Linked DNA regions of Homo sapiens: all the other regions are linked to region 2. A link is a contact called in ENCODE Hi-C or POLR2A ChIA-PET data. All regions are on one chromosome and are shown on one strand. The core of a region is the stretch at or near the end of the contact, and the rest is flanking DNA. Distances in the headings are between cores, read along the strand shown.

Region 1 (3,349 bases), core at 347-2,846, 510 kb before region 2:
CACAGGGACACAGAAGGCTCCGCTGGACTTTCAGTCATACTGATGGGGCTCTGGTCCATGCAAGCCTCTCCCAACAGTCAGAATAATCAGTCCCTCTGCCCCCTGAGGGGCTGGATCCCTGAATGAGTTTTTCAATAAAATACAGGACACACACCCCTAGACCCGCCTCAGTCCCATCGGCAGGCCCTGGTTACCTGAATCCCGGACAGGTGCAGAGCCTGCCCCTGCCAACCCCACCCAAGGCCCAGAACCCAGCCCACAACGCCTTCCAAGCCTAAAAGTGCATCTTCGATTACAAGCATCTGTAAACAAAATCGTCCCCCAAACGTGTACTTACAAGGTTAACAATGAATGCCTTTGCTTAACTCCAATTACACTCTTTGAAGCCACTTAGCCGAGCAGATGCTTAAGCCCCACCTATTAATTTGGGTAACTGGTTTTCAATTTCTTTTTTTTTATTCTGCAGATTAAAGACACTCAATCTTTAACCTTGAAGGGCAGGCAAAAGGTCGGCTATGCTGTCAACATAGAAGTCAGGGACCATTTTCTTCTTAGACACGCAGTCACTTTCCTGATTATTCTTCACATCCCCTAGAGTGGAGACTCCGGTGAGGGTCAGGATGGTCTTCAGGCCACAGGTGGCGCCTAGGAGGATGTCTGTGTCCAGGCGGTCTCCCACCATGACGGTGCGCTCGGGGTTGATGCCGTATTCCTGGGACACGCAGTCGAAAATGAAGCGGCTGGGCTTCCCGATGATGTCGGCCTGGCGCTGGGCGGCCATCTCCACGGCTCGGACCAGACACCCGGTACCTGCGGGGCACAGGGGACCGGGTCAAAGGGCAGGGAGGGGGCCCGCCGCCCGCCCCCCAGCCTCCCGCCCCAGGGCGCACGGACCCGCGATGAAGCGGCCGTTCTCAAGCGGAAGCCGGTTGTCCATGTTGGTGCCCACGAGCAGGCAGCCGGGCTGCTGCAGGTAGCGCAGGGCCTTGGTGAGCTTCATGTAGCTGAAGTGCGGGTCAAAGCCCACCACCACCGCGCGCACGTCGGGCTCCAGCGGCGCGTGCAGCCAGTCGCCGGGACCCTCGCCCTGCAGTGGCTCGGGCCCCACGCCCACGCTGGCGACGCCCACGGCCTCCAGCTCCGCGGCCAGGGCTGGGCTGCCCAGCACGTAGGCCTTGGGCGCGGGGGCGCCGGCCAGGCGCTGGCGCAGGTAGAGCGCGGTGCAGTAGGCCGTGCCGAAGACCTCCAGGCTGGCGCCGGGCCCCGCGGGGCCGCCGAAGCCCAGGCGCCGCAGCTTCTCGGCGTAGGCAGCGCGGGTCTTGCTGCTGTTGTTGGTGATGAAGCCCAGGCGCTTGCCGCGGGCTCGCAGCGCCCGCAGGGCCTCGGGCGCGCCAGGCACGGCGGTCTCCCCGCGCCACAGCACGCCGTCGCAGTCGAACAGCAGCGTGTCCACGTCGGCCAGCAGCGCCTGTGCCCGCTCGGCGCTCAGCCGCACGCAGCGGGCGTCGTCGCCACCGGCCTCCGCCGCCGCCATCGCCGCCCGCCGGCCGCCGCCGCCCGCCGGCCGCTCCTCGCAGCCGCCCGCCGCGGCGCCCTCCCCGCCCCCGGGGCGCTCATTGGCCCAGCGCCTCGCGCCCGCCGCCCATTGGCCTGCACCTTCGCCAATCCGCCCCCGCCTCCCGCGGGCTGCGGGAGCTCAGCGCCAATCGGTGAGGCCCGGCGCGGGGAGAGGGGCGATCATTGGCTACCGGCCTTGGGACGCCCCGGTGATTGGCTGGCAGGGCTCCAACCGGCATTCGGAGTGAAGCGCTCGCTGCGGAAATGCGCCAGAGGGGAGAGCAGCGCAGGCGCAAGGCCGCTGTTCCCGGGCTGCCGCGGGCCGCTCACCCATTGGAAGCGAGTGGTCAGCCTAGGTGACGAGGCCCTTCACGGAGTGACCCGGGCCAGGCCGGCTGTCCATTGGCCGGTCTCTCCCGCGGGCATGGGCGGGGCTCTCGCAGGAGCGCCGCGGGAGGGGGCCGGGGCACCTTCGTCGGCCGTGCCCGTGCCTCTGTGCCGTGGACGCGCTCGGGACACGGGGCCACCACGTGGGTCGCTTACCGGCCAGTCCCGCGAGCCAGCCCGGGGCTCCTTCCCCGGCAGGCGTGAGTACGCGCCTCAGTCCTTTGCAAAAACGCGTTCCCGGTTCCTTGGAGGTAACACGAACCAGCCATTACCAGGCTGGGGGATTAGGGTCTAAGGACACTGTCTAGAACCTGGTACTCAGTGATTGCTCGCCGTCATCGTCATCAATTATTAGGTATTTAATTGAGGCAAAACATTACAGTAAAGGGCATGAAAACCGTGCAGCTCGATGGAAGTTTTACATTTATTATTATTTTATTTACTTATTTATTTACTTTTTGAGACGGAGTCTCGCTCTGTCGCCCAGGCTGGAGTGCGGTGGCGCCATCTCGGCTCACTGCAAGCTCCGCCTCCCGGGTTCACGCCATTCTCCTGCCTCAGCCTCCCGAGTAGCTGGGACTACAGGCGCATGGCACCACGCCCGGCTAATTTTTTGTATTTTTAGTAGAGACGGGGTTTCTCCGTGTTAGCCAGGATGGTCTCGATCTCCTGACCTCGTGATCCGCCCGCCTCGGCCTCCCAAAGTGCTTGGATTACAGGCGTGAGCCACCGCGCCCGGCCTTTTATTTTTTTAATTATTATTTTTTGAGACGGAGTCTCTTGCTCTGTTGCCCAGGCTGGAGTGCAGTGGCGCGATCTCGGCTCACTGCAAGCTCCGCCTCCCGGGTTCACGCCATTCTTCTGCCTCAGCCTCCTGAGTAGCTGGGACTACAGGCGCCGGCCACCACGCCTGGCTAATTTTTTTGTATTTTTTAGTAGAGACGGGGTTTCACCGTGTTAGCCAGGATGGTCTTGATCTCTTGATCTCGTGATCCGCCCACCTTGGTCTCCCAAAGTGCTGGGATTACAGGCGTGAGCCATGGCGCCCGGCCGGAAGTTTTACATTTTTACATGTATATATATATTTTGCGACAGGGTCTTGCTCTGTCCCCCAGGCTGGAGTGGAGTGGCTAGATCACAGCTCACTGTAGCCTTATCACAGCTCACTGTATCCTTGACCTCCTAGGCTCATGTGATGCTCCTACCTAAGCCTCCAAAGTATTTGGGACCAGAGGTGTGTGCCACTACGCCTAATTTTTTTTTTAATTTAAATTTTTTGTAGAGACGGAGTCCCACTATGTTGGCCAGGCTGGTCTCCAACTCCTGGCCTCCAGTGATCCTCCTGTCTTGGCCTCCCAAAGGGCTAGGATTACAGGCGTGAGCTGCCGCACCCAGCAGATTTTTT
Region 2 (3,711 bases), core at 495-2,994:
GCTAATTTTTTTGTATTTTTAGTAGAGAGGGGTTTCACCATGTTTGCCAGGATAGTCTCGATCTCCTGGCCCCGTGATCCGCCCACCTCGGCCTCCCAAAGTGCTGGCATTACAGGCGTGAGCCACCGCTCCCAGCCAAGTCCTAATCGTGATCTAGAGATCAAGGCCCAACTGAATGCTGCCTCCTCCAGGAAGCCTTCCTTGCTTGCTTGCATTGTCTACCTTGGAAGCCCTATACTCTCTCTTGAGCTCTCTGTCCTGATGGGAGCTCTGTCTACATCACCCTGGAGCCAGAATCAAGTCTTATCTTAGCCCAGGAGCTCCGAGAAGGCAAGGGCTGCATCTGGGGGGCCTGATCTCAGGGAATGTGTGGATGGACACAAGTGTGGCTGTGGGGGCTGATGGGAAATGGGGGATGTGGACAGCTGAGCCCTTCAGGGTGGGCGCCCTGTGGGGGCTGGAAGCAACAGCCAGGGGTGCCGGGGGTGTCAGGAGCATTGTTTGGGGCCTGGGCCTGTGATTCGCTGGTAGCTGGTGGGGATGGTGAAGCTTAGTGGGTACCACCAGCCAGAGACCTGGTGGGAGTGCCACCCTCGGGCTGGGAGTGAGGACGTGTCCAGGAGTCCAGCCTCTGGTCACAGCTGTTAGTGAACCGACTGCAAAACTCATTGCCAAAGAGTTTTGGCAATGACCTTGGTTCCTCACCCCGCTCAGGGGCAGTCACAGCCTTCCACCTCCTGTGCACATGGCTTGCTCAGAGGGCACCATCCTTGTGCTGGGAGACTGGGGGCATGGGGTGGGGGAGGCCGGGCCACTGAGGGGCCACTGGTGCCCTCCCACCCAGGAGAACAAGGAAGCCTGGAGTACTGGCTAAGCTGCAGCCTGGGATGACCTGACCCAGCCCTGGGAGGTGACTTGAGGACAGGGAAGTGTGGTGGCTGCCAGACTGGCTAGGCTAGCCCAGGAATGTGAGAGGTTTTCCCTGACAGAGAGTGTCCCGGCCCGCAGGGAGGGGCCTGGCAGGTGGGGCCCCCTGGCTGGCACCTGCTGTCCCTGACCCAGGACTGGGAGAGGGCACGGTGGCGCATCACCGGTTCCTCTGTCAGCAGGAGACAGGGCCCTCTGCCACCTACACCCCCTGCCCCCAGCTCTCTACTGAGCCTGCAGCCAGCCTGCTGGGGCTTCCGGGCACAGGCAGCAGCCCTCGGCTCGGCCACCCTCCCACCCCGAGTATGATGGTCCAGGCACTTGGAGCCTGAGTTCACATCCTGCACGTAGGAGGCCCCTGTCCTCACCTAGAGAATGGGGGGAGAGGCCGAGGTGGCAGGAAGCAGGGAGCCTGGCCAGAGCTGGCACACCAGTGCCCGCGGAGAGGCATGGGAGGAGGTGCTGCCCAGTTATGCCGGTGGGGTCCTCTGGGGCCTGTGCGCACACCTCCCACCCTGCCTCCCCACTTTGGACTCCCCACTTGGCACATCTGGAGCCTTCCCACCTGCTCAGGGGCAGGAGGGATGATGGCCTGTCCCACAGCCCCAGCCTGTCCCAGGGAGTAGGGGGCTGAGCCGGAGCCCCAGGCAGTGCAGCGGAGCCTGGTGGGGGACTGCACCACCAGGACCCTGCACCTTCACGACTCACCAAAACACAGCAGCAGCAGGAGCGGCACCGCCGCCGGCCGCCTCATGTCCTCAGGCCTGGCTGGGGCGCAGGGCCGTGGTCGGCGGTGGCAGAAGCGTTGGAGCACGAGCGAGGTGCAGGCTCCATGAAGTGGAGTTTTATGCTGGAGATGAGCACAGGCCCGGCTATGCGGCCCAACCCGTCGGCCCGGCCTGCCCAGCTCCTCTCCTCAGGAAGGAAGCGCCCAGAGCCGACTCCTCCGTGACCTAGCCCTGAACCCCGAGACCCCAGGGCAGACCCCTCACCCCAGCGCAGCACGGGGTGCCGTTGGCCTCGGTTCCTGGACCCTGAGCTGACCCAGACCCCCCAGCAGACCCCGAGCTGACCGCGGTGCACGCGAAGTCCGTCCAGCTTCATTCATTATTATTATTATTATTTTTTTTAATTTTTTGAGACAGAGTCTCGCTCTGTCGCCCAGGCTGGAGCGCAATCTCGGCTCACTGCAAGCTCCGTCTCCCAGGTTCAAGCCATTCTCCTGCCTCAGCCTCCTGAGTAGCTGGGATTACAGGCAGGTGCCACCACGCCCGGCTAATTTTTTGTATTTTTAGTAGAGACGGGGTTTAACCGTGTTGGCCAGGCTAGTCTCGATCTCCTGACCTCGTGATCCGCCCTCCTCGGCCTCCCAAAGCGCTGGGATTACAGGGGTGAGCCACCGCGCCCGGCCTCATTCAGTATTTTATTGAGCGCCGATGGAACACAGTGGGGCTGGGCCGCGCTGGTGGGAAAGTCAAGGCCAGGGGTGTTTGCGGGGCCGAGGGCAGGGGAGGCGATGGGACATGGGGCGGGGTCCGGAGTTGGCCGCAGCGACCCTCCTCCCGGGACAGCAGGCCCCAGAAGTTCCTCAGGCGCGCGCCAGCGCGGCCCAGGCGGCCGACCCGGGCCCCGGCTGCCATCCCTTGGAAGGGGCGGGGGCTTCCTGGCACCAGGCGGGGCGGAAGCGGCTCCGGGAAGGCCGGGCCGGGGTTACCGTTTCGGTGTCCCCGCCTGGCTCTGGGCGCGGCGCCGCGGCGGAAGAGGCTCGGGGAGGAAGTTATTTGGGGCACGGCGCTGACGTCAGAGACAGAGTGGGGCCGGGCCGTGGGGTCGGGGGCGCCGGACCTGTTTCCCCGCCGGCGCCGGGGGTCGGTACTCGCGGGCGGGGCGGGGCCGGGCGGCTCCGGGCGGGGCTGGGGGTGCGGCCGTTCCCGCCTCAGCCTTGTCCGCGCGCGTCGTGGTGCTGCCCTCTGGTGGGCGCGGGGCGCGGCGCGGGCGGCCAGGGGTGCAGAAGGGGCGCTCCCAGCCTCATGGTCCGGGCTCCGGCTCCCCGCATCGCCCTCCCTAGCCCCGCCCTCCCGCGTCTCCGCCTCCGCCTCCACCGCCTCCTCCCACCCTTCCCTCCCCGTCCAGTCCCTGGAGTTCCCGGGTCGGGGGTGGGAGGCGGGCTGGGCAGCCCCTGGGGGTCTGGAGGGAAGGAGGGAGGGCGAGGAGTGGGAAGAGGGGACTCCAAACGTATTCATTCATGTATTGATTTATTCATTCAGTCAGTCAGTCATTTCTGAGCAGATTTGAGCCCAATACTGTCCCCGGTTTGGGGAATACAAAGGTGACCCAAACAGACCTCACCTCAGTGTGAGAGAGAGAACATCATTTAGCAGAGAAATCTCTAATTATAAACCGCGACGGGCTGGGTGCAGTGGCTCACACCGGGAATCCCAGCACTTTGGGAGGCCAAGGCAGGCAGATCACCTGAGGTCAGGAGTTCGAGACCAGCATGGCCAACATGGTGAAACCCCGTCTCTACTAAAATACAAAATTAGCCGGGCTTGGTGGCGGGCACCTGTGATCCTAGCTACTCAGGAGGCTGAGGCAGGAGAATCACTTGAACTCGGGAGGCGGAGATGGCAATGACACGAGATTGCAACACTGCACTCCAGCCTGGGAGACAGTGAGACCCTGTCTCAAAAAAAAAAAAAAAAAAAGGAGAATAATAATTATCAACCACGGAAAGTGTTTCAAAGTGTCTGGGTGACCACATTTCTCCAGCACCCTATGGTCAGG
Region 3 (3,532 bases), core at 392-2,891, 280 kb after region 2:
CGGTGGGTCATGCCTGGAATCCCAGCACTTTGGAAGACTGAGGCCGGCGGATCGCTTGAGCCCAGGAGTTCGAGACCAGCCTGGGCAACATGGTGAGACTCCATCTCTACACAAAATATAATAATTAGGCCGGGCGCGGTGGCTCACGCCTGTAATCCCAGCACTTTGGCACGCCGAGGCGGGTGCATCATGAGGTCATGAGTTCGAGACCAGCCTGGCCAACATGGCGAAACCCCGTCTCTACTAAAAACACAAAAATTAGCCGGGCATGGTGGCGGGCGCCCGTAATCCCATCTGCTCAGGAGGCTGAGGCAGGAGACTCGTTTGAACCAGGAGGCGGAGGTTGCAGCTGAGACTGCGCCAATGCACTCCAGCCTGGGGGATAGAGCGAGACTCCGTCTAAAAAAAATTTTTTTTTTAAATTTAAAGACCATAATAATTAGCCGGGTGTGGTGGCGTGCACCTGTAGTCCCGGCTACTTGGGGAGGCTGAGGCGGGAGAACTGCTTTAGTCCGGCAGGTCGAGGCTTCACTGAGCCAAGACCGCGCCACTGCAATGTAGCCTGGGCGCCAGAGTGAGGGGCTCAGTCCCCAAAAAAGCCACCTAAAAAACAAACAAAAAAAAAATTGGTGAGGCGCCGCGCCTCGGTGTCGCAGCGAATCCGCAGATCCTCAAGCCAGGTGGGGGCGCCCACTGCGCGTGTGCAGCGCCTGATAGCCAGGCTAGCTGAGGGCGGGGAGCAGCTGCGGCACCTGGGACACAGCGATTGGCTGGGACCAGGAGAGGGCGGGAAGAAGAACTTGGCGGAGCGCGCTCATATCTCTGATTGGCTGCCAAGGGTAGCCCTTGACAGCTGCCGGGTGGGACCCGTAGACCGCGAGCGCACTGGCCCGTGATTGGTTGGGGTGCGGCGGCGAGCATCTGCGATTGGCTGGGCCGCTCGGAGTGCGGCGCTTGGCCACCTCCCGAGGTACCAGGTCACGGCTGGCGGCGCGCTCTGGGGCCCTGGGCTGGCGGCCGCAACCGGGGTGGCGGCCGCAGCCAAGCTGGCGGCGCGGCTGCCCCGCTCCAGCTCGCACCCGCGGCTCGCCCGCGCCCGCGCCCACTCGCGATTGGGCCGGGCCCGCTCGACGCTGCCGCCCACCCCGCTGCCCCCGCCGTCCCTGCCGCACCCGCCGTTGCCCGGCCTGCCGCCCGGCCTGAGCCCCGGGCCGCCGACGCCCTCCGCTCTCGCCCTGGCCGAGCTGCCACCGCTGCCCGCGCTCCCGCTGCGGCCCGAGCCGCTGGCGCCCTGGGGCCCCGGCGCGCATCTGGCACTGCCCGAGCTGCCGCCCGAAGCCTGCTCACCCGCGCTCTCCGCCGCCGTGCTCGCACTGCAGGACCTGCCGCGCCTGCCCGCGCCCGCGCGCTCCGCCCGCGCTCCTACCGCTGCTTCCGCTGCCCGTGTCCGCCGTCGCCTCAGCCCCTGGGCCCGTGGGCGCGCTCGTCCGCCCGCCCCTGGTCTCCGAGCCGCCGCCGCATCCGCTTCCGCCGCTGCCCGCGCGACCCTCTCCCTTCAGCCTGCTGACGGCCCCCGAGACCCGCGACCCATGGCTGCTGTCCGCCTTTCCCCTGCCACCGCCCGTGCCCCTGTCCCCGCATTTCTTCCTGTCGCCGCCCTGCTGACCTGGCCCCTCCCGCGGCGGGTGAGTAGGCAGCCCCCGACAGGGCCAGTGCCCGTAGCCACCTTCCCCGGGCATGGATTCAGAGGACGGGGGTTAGAGCCCAGTTTGGGGAAGAGAGAAGGAGAATCGGAAGCAGCTCAGGTTTGGTAGAGAAAGGAGCGAGTCTGAAAATAGACTTGTCTAAAGATTCGGGTCTTCCATTTTCCCCTGCTGCCCTCCAGCAGGCCTCTTGCTAGGTTATTTGAGAATGTAACCCGTCCCCTGGGCTGATAACCTGGCTAGTGATCAGGGCAGCGGGCGGGGCCCACAGCACGTGTCCAAGGAAATGGGGATCAAGGGTATGAAAACAAAAGTTTAAAGTGCTGGGCCGGGCGCGGTGGCTCCCGCCTATAATCCCAGCACTTTGGGAGGCTGAGGCTGGCGGATCACCTGAGGTCAGGAGTTTGAGACCAGCCTGACCAACATGGAGAAACCCTGTCTCTACTAAAAATACAAAATTAGCCGGGCGTGGTGGCACATGCCTGTAATCCCAGCTACTCGGGAGGCTGAGGCAGGAGAATCGCTTGAACCCGGGAGGCGGAGGTTGGGGTGAGCCGAGATGGTGCCATTGCACTCCAGCCTAGGCAACAAGAGCTAAACTCCGTCTCAAAAAAAAAAAAAAAAGTTTAAAGTGCTTTAACTATATCCAAATATTTCATTTCTCTTATAAATAAAGGGTCTGGATGCCATGGCTAAGGCCATCCTCAGTGTATGGCTCTTGAAAATTCTGATCCTGCCGCAAAAGTCTTTTTTTTTTTTTTTTTTTTTTTGAGACGGAGTTTCGTTCTTGTTGCCCAGGCTGGAGTGCAATGGCATAATCTCGGCTCACCACAGCCTCCGCCTCCTGGGTTCAAGCGATTCTCCTGCCTCAGCCTCCTGAGTAGCTGAGTTTACAGGCATGCGCCACCACGCCCAGCTAATTTTCTATTTTTAGTAGAGACGGGGTTTCTCCATTTTGGTCAGGCTGGTCTCAAACTCCAGACCTCAGGTGATCCGCCCGTCTCCCAAACTGCTGGGATTACAGGCATAAGCCACTGCGCCCGGCCTTTGAAAAGTCTTCAGAAGTCAAATTTTCAACTGAAACAGATCCAGGGGTCGGGCTGGCTGTGCGCACCAGGGAAGCAGTGGTGGGGATCGATACTGGACCCAAGGGTCACATGCAAGGGCTGTGAAGTCATCCCCATGGGACAGGAGAGCTTCCCCCACCCCCACCCGGGCTGGGCCCTGAGAGGAAGCTCCTGTTCTCTCCAGCTTTGCCTGCACCCCACCTGCCAGTTTCTGTGCAGCCTCTACAACTTAATAAAGTTCTCTTTGTTCCCTAGGTGGCCTGAGCTCAGGTAATCAGGCGAAAATTCTTTCTCAGTGGGCTCTTCTCCAGCAGCCTAGGACTGGTATCAGAAAGCCAACCTTGACCCTGGGGGACCTCGGAGAGCCCGGGACCCACCACCAAGAAGGGCAGTGTACTAGTTCTTTGTGACTGCAGTAAAAATTTTATTTTTTAATTTTTTTTATTTTTGGTAGAGATGCGGTTTCACCATGTTAGCCAGGATGGTCTCGATCTCCTGACCTCGTGATCTTCCCGCCTCGGCCTCCCAAAGTGCTGGGATTACAGGCGTGAGCCACCGCGCCCGGCCTGACCGCAGTAGCAAATTTATACACACTGCATGGCTTCAAACAACAGAAATGTATTCGTTACAATTCTGGAGGCCAAAAGTCAAAAATAAAGGTGTGGGCAGGACCCTGTTCCCTTCACAGGTGCTAGGGGAGGATCCCTCCTGCCTCTTCCAGCTCCTGGTGGCTCCAGGCCCTCTGTGGCTTGTGGCCGCATC

What was found. Hi-C counts contacts between places; a loop is a spot of excess contacts on that map. ChIA-PET counts read pairs that join two places held with the same protein, here RNA polymerase II (POLR2A). Pooled maps may share reads with other maps.
Region 1: a loop to region 2 is called in a pooled map, with 17 times the contacts of the local background. The contact joins the promoter of PGP here to the promoter of PRSS27 in region 2. A Hi-C loop is called at or near these places in 1 of 168 maps with a recorded cell type or tissue (naive thymus-derived CD4-positive, alpha-beta T cell) and 4 of 50 pooled maps. POLR2A ChIA-PET finds 5 or more read pairs at or near these places in 1 of 52 experiments (naive thymus-derived CD4-positive, alpha-beta T cell).
Region 3: a map of naive thymus-derived CD4-positive, alpha-beta T cell shows a loop between it and region 2 (35-fold over the local background). The contact joins the enhancer-like site here to the promoter of PRSS27 in region 2. A Hi-C loop is called at or near these places in 1 of 168 maps with a recorded cell type or tissue (naive thymus-derived CD4-positive, alpha-beta T cell) and 7 of 50 pooled maps.

What each region holds. Positions count from the first base shown.
Region 1 is chr16:2,213,244-2,216,592 of GRCh38, forward strand. It overlaps PGP (phosphoglycolate phosphatase), which reads right to left and starts at 1,597. Exons shown (of 2, transcript NM_001042371.3): 1 at 895-1,597; 2 at 1-810. The coding sequence starts at 1,534. The coding sequence ends at 485. RefSeq lists enhancers at 1-132, 554-683, 1,705-1,999 and silencers at 1,124-1,173, 1,514-2,173.
Region 2 is chr16:2,718,480-2,722,190 of GRCh38, forward strand. PRSS27 (serine protease 27) reads right to left here and starts at 1,745. Exons shown (of 6, transcript NM_031948.5): 1 at 1,636-1,745. The coding sequence starts at 1,681. RefSeq lists an enhancer at 2,015-2,582 and silencers at 2,316-3,075, 3,206-3,275.
Region 3 is chr16:3,003,195-3,006,726 of GRCh38, forward strand. No RefSeq gene overlaps it. Among named protein-coding and RNA genes, the nearest start is that of CLDN9, 8.0 kb to the right of the region's middle. RefSeq lists enhancers at 569-1,527, 674-968, 2,774-3,068 and silencers at 633-926, 674-968, 913-1,012, 1,023-1,112. Within about 2 kb of position 1,642, at least 13 of the 41 ENCODE cell types and tissues checked have a DNase peak (open chromatin) inside an H3K27ac peak, as active enhancers do.